Regions from separate parts of the Mus musculus genome. Here region 2 is linked to region 1. Evidence: chromatin loops called from intact Hi-C (ENCODE). Cell type or tissue: gastrocnemius. All regions are shown on one strand.

What was found. Hi-C counts contacts between places; a loop is a spot of excess contacts. Peaks named below come from ENCODE experiments on the same cell type or tissue, not always from the same donor. Only the 100,000 strongest peaks of a DNase experiment are listed, where the experiment ranks them.
Region 2: a loop joins it to region 1, with 6 times the contacts of the local background. A loop is called at or near these places in 39 of 42 quality-filtered maps.

What each region holds. Positions count from the first base shown.
Region 1 is chr11:86,567,215-86,569,714 of GRCm38, reverse strand. Tubd1 (tubulin, delta 1) reads right to left here. Exons shown (of 9, transcript NM_019756.3): 9 at 2,355-2,500. Among named protein-coding and RNA genes, the nearest start is that of Mir21a, 16 kb to the left of the region's middle. In gastrocnemius, a CTCF peak has its summit at 1,124 (motif pointing left); no DNase peak of the experiment used is centred here; H3K27ac peaks cover 1,046 bases.
Region 2 is chr11:86,652,508-86,655,007 of GRCm38, reverse strand. The region is part of intron 5 of Vmp1 (vacuole membrane protein 1); the gene reads left to right. Among named protein-coding and RNA genes, the nearest start is that of Vmp1, 30 kb to the left of the region's middle. In gastrocnemius, a CTCF peak has its summit at 1,360 (motif pointing right); a DNase peak (open chromatin) is centred at 1,336; H3K4me3 peaks cover 272 bases; H3K27ac peaks cover 1,254 bases.

The sequences.
Region 1 (2,500 bases):
ATTCAAATTTGCCACAAAGCATGTAAACTTCCTTCTATAGCAGCTCAAAACCTAGTAGTCTTGCTGGGCAGTGGTGATAAACTTCTTTAATCCCAGCACTCAAAAGGCAGAGACAGGCAGCTCTCTTGAGTTCTGAGTTAGAAGTCAGCCTAGTCTATAGACAAAGTTCCAGGACAGCTAAAGCTACACAGAGAAACACTGTCTCAAAAAAAATAAAATAAAATAAAATAAAAAGTCATGGTGACACACACCTTTGATCCCAGCATACAGGAGGCAGAGGCAGGTGGATCTCTGTGTGTTTGCAGCCTAGTCTACAAAGTGAGTACCGGGACAGTCAGGGCTTTGCAGAGAAACCGAGTCTCAATCAATCAATCAATCAACCCCACCCCCACCCCCACCCCCTCCAAAAGGTACACAATTATCACATTTACCTGTTACTTTAAAAAAAAAAAAAAAAAGCTGGGTATGGTAGCCCAACCTTCAATCCCAACACTCAGGAGGCAGAGGCAGTTGGATCTCTTGAGTTTGAGATCAATCTGATCTACAGTTCAAGGCTAGCCAGGACTGCAGAGTGAGACCCTGTCTCAAAATAAATATTTCACTAATGTGTGTGGGGGCATGCACACACATACCACGGCACAATTGTGATCAGAGGAGTAGCTTCTCTTTGCCCATCACGTAGGTCCAGGGAGGAGTCTCAGTTGTCAGGCTTGGCAGCAAGTGCTTTTACCTGATGAGCCATGTCTCCAGCACCTGGCTCTGGTGTCTGAGACAAGGTCTTGCCGTGTGTATACCCTGTCTGACCTGGAGCTTGGTGTGTGCTCAAGGCTGCCCATTGCTCCTGATCCTCTTACCTCCCTCTCCCAAGAACTAGGATTCCAGCCATTTGCCACACCTTCTGCATTTCTTCTTTCCTTTCCCTTCCCCTTCTCTCTCCCTCTCCCTCTCCCTCTCTTTTTTTCTTTTTTCCTAGAACTCCAAACTGAACAGATCCTCCTGCCCCAGTCACCTGAGTGCTTCAGTCCAGGGCACAGCTGCACCTGGCCTTTTTAAAAATGGCTACATAGAGGATCTCACTGTCTTCAGAACCGATGGCCACAGTGTAGTATTTGACAACATCTCCCTCTTGTGGTTCAGAGCAATCATTTTCAAAGGCAAATATATTTACAGAATTGTAATTCTCAGACCCAAGTAGAGTGGTTCACTTCATTGCTTAACAAGTACAGTGCTTGCCGGGCATGGTGGAGCGCACCTTTAATCCAAGCATTTGGGAGGCAGAGGCAGGCAAATTTCTGAGTCGAGGCCAGCCTGGTCTACAGAGTAAGTTCCAGGACAGCCAGGGCTACACAGAGAAACCCTGTTTCAAAAAAGCAAAGAAAAAAACAAAAAACCAAGTACAGTGCTTACCACTTTGGAAGCTGATGCTGAGGCTGGAGTATCACAGCAAGTTCCAGGCCATCTTGGACTACAGAGACCCTGTCTAAAAAACAGAAACAAACAAAAAACCACTCTGGAGCCCGAGAGATGGCTCAGGGGTGGCCTGCTTACTCTACTTGTAGAGGGTCAGAACCCACTTGCATCTCCAGCTCCAAAGCATCTATGTTCCCTCTGGCCTCCATGGGTAGCTTCATACATGTCCACATGCACACATGAACAGACACGCATACACACACACACACACACACACACACATATATATATATACACACATACACACACACACACCACACACACACACAAATAAAAAGAAATCTTTTTTTAAAGTGCACACACACTCAAAAGTCTATGTTGCTTTCATTTGAACTGTGGAAGTTTAGAACATGTTTAGTAAATCTTTTTCATTGTAAAGAGGGAAGATTTAGAAACCTGGAGTGCAACAGAACATTCCTCTCCTTGGACTCTTACAGCCGATGTCTGCCGAGTTCCTTTAAACCAGACTCCAAGGTGCAGAGTCTCCCTGGAGGCCGAGTCAGGATCTTGAGCCCAACAGTTTGAGACCCCATCTCAACAGAAGGTGTTCTTTCTTTCTTTTTTTTTCTTTTTAAAGATTGATGTATTTGTTTGTTTTATATGAATACACTGTTACTTTCTTTACACACCCCAGAAGAGGGCATCACAGCCCATTACTGATGGTTGTGAGCCACCATGTGGTTGCTGGGAATTGAACTCAGGACCTCTGGAAGAGCAGCCAGTGCTCTTAACCACCGAGCCATCTCTCCAGTCCCCAAACCATGTTCTTTATAGAAGCATTGCTTTTTTTTTCTGTCCACAGACATGAAGTGTTTCTTCATGTCTGTGGACAGAGCACCTGAACTAGAATCAGCATTCTACTTTATTACTTAACAGACTGAACCTGAAAGCAGATATTTGTATTTATTTATCTAGCCTGAGACAGTGTCTCATGTCGTCCAGGTTGGCCTGGAACTTTCAGTGTAGTCAAGGACGACCTGAGCCCCTGACTCCTGCTCCTGACTCCAGAGAGCTCGGTCACAGGCAAGCA
Region 2 (2,500 bases), 85 kb before region 1:
TAACTGCTGATCCATCTCTCCAGCCCAGATTTCTTAACTTTTTTTTTTTTTTTTAAGATTTATTTATTTATTTATTATATGTGTGTACACTGTAGCTGTCTTCAGACACTCCAGAAGAGGGCATCAGATTTTTGTTACGGGTGGTTGTGAGCCACCATGTGGTTGCTGGGATTTGAACTCCGGACCTTTGGAAGTGCAGTCAGTGCTCTTAACCGCTGAGCCATCTCACCAGCCCGATTTCTTAACTTTTAAACCTTAGTTTATTCAACTATAAATGGAAGTGATAATAATGGTAATTATCTCGTGACTGTTTTGAGGACTAAATGAAATAACAAATGTATCTTTTTAAACATGATGTTTAATACACATAAAGTATCTAGAAAATTATTCCAGCTATTATAAATACTATACTATGTTACAGAGTTTTATATTTTTGTTTTGAAGAAGAGAGAGTATAAAAGAGAAAAAGACCAGAGACACTTAAGGGTTTGCGTTTCAGTGCATGTGTGCATATGTGAAAGTCGTAGGACATGTTTGCTGTCAGTTCTCTCCTTTTTTTATGTTTTACTGTTTTTGAGACAGGATTTTGTTGTTTGTGTGGCTGTGTTGCATACTTGAGCTTCCAGCAAATTCTCCTGCTTCCACCTCCCGTTCCCCATAGGAGTGCTGGCATTCTAAATGTAAAGAGCTGTGTCCAGCTTCTCCCATGGGTCCTGTGAGTCAACTCAAGTCCTCAGACTGTGCCAACACAGTCTGAGGCGATCTCTGGCTTCTCAGCTCCTTGTTTAAAACAAGTGATCATTTTCAATATGTGTGTTATGCCTTTGTTTTCTTCTCAGTGCTAAAGATTAAACTAACAGCCTCGAACATGCTTGCCAAATTTTCTACTACTGACTACATCCACAGTCCACCCTTAGCTATTCTCACCAGCCTTGGCTGCTTAGTGAATCTCAAAAATAAAATAAAAAAGAGAAAATGCCTGCTGGGTGATGGTAGCACATGCCTTTAATCCCAGCACTCTAGAGGCAGAAGTAGGTGAATCTCTGAGTTTGAAGCCGGCCTGGTCTAGAGAGTGAGTTCCAGAACAGCCAGGGCTACTCAGAGAAACCCATTCTCAGAGTATGGGGGAGGAGTGAGCAAAATTAAGGTTTAAAGTCTTACATCTAAATAAGAAAGCTGAGTGTGGTGACCCACACCTATAATCTCAGCACGTTAAAGGTAAAATACGGAGTTGAAGGCTACCCTCACCTACATAAGTTCTAAAGTTGATTAACCTGGGTTTCATGAGCCCCGATCACAACAGCAGCAAAAGCTATAATTGCATTGGCAGGCTTCCATTGTGTGGTGTATAGACAGTTTTTGACACTAGGGGGAGCATTTTCCTGCAGAGAGATTTTTCAAAGCTCAGTTTCTACACTGGGCCTTTGGGATACCTACCCTTACAGACAAATGTTATTTTTAGCCTAATTCACTAGGATTTCTTTTTTCACACTTGGGATCAAAGTAGAAAAATGCCTGGAGCATTAGCATTCTCCCTTCTAAAAGCAATGTGAAGGTAGGATTTGGAACTATTGGATTATAGTATAAAATTGACCAAGCTTTATTAGAAATTGTAACCAAATTGTGTTGTCCTTTGAAAATTCCTCCTTAAGAGACATTTTCTTAATATGATCGTTTCAACAAAATACCTTACCTTTGTTATAAGTTAAACACAACAAATATGTATAATATTTGCTGCCCAGATGCCTGTTTTACTCTTAAGTTTGGATTATTTTATTTTAAAGTGGAGCAGAAATTGTACCTTTTTAAAATCTGGCATGTTGATTGTCTTCTCGTGTTTAAACATTGCTGTGGGTAGTGCCTGATAGTTGTCTGTGCTGCTCTAAGCTGTGTTTCCTTAGGTACAGATATTTCTGGGCCCTTTTGGCTCTTGATTCCTTATTGCTGGAAGTAAATATTTGGGAACTATCACTGAGATGTGGTAAAGTGAAGCGGAGAAATAGTTTCCGTAACTGTGCTGTTAATGCCATGATGGTGGTGATTGTCTCAGAGCTAACCTGCCAGCTTCCTCTTCGCTACTTTTTCTAACTCTGATGATTGCGTCAGTGCTCATCTGTGAATCTTTGAGTACAAAGAAGGAAGAAATTACCCCAAATTGGGTTGTGGTGTCACTGATACTGACTTCTGTAGGCACGGTGACTGTGGCATGATCACTTTGAGTCAGAGCTCATCCTGGAAGATTAGCAGCCTCTTTTTAGGAAAAAAAAAAATGCCTGTTGGCCTTTGGTTGATGAGGGAGGGAATGGTAGCTCCTCTCCCTCTCTCTCCCCAAGGAGTGACTCATCTATTAACTCATGAGCGTCACCACATCAAAAGCAGAAACCAAGGTCTCCAGGACATAGGGGTTTATACAGACTGGATAGCTTCCTGCCCTTAAGTCACTATTTATAATTGTGTGCTTAAAAGAAAGCTTCAAAGACTATGTTAAACAACTTGCATA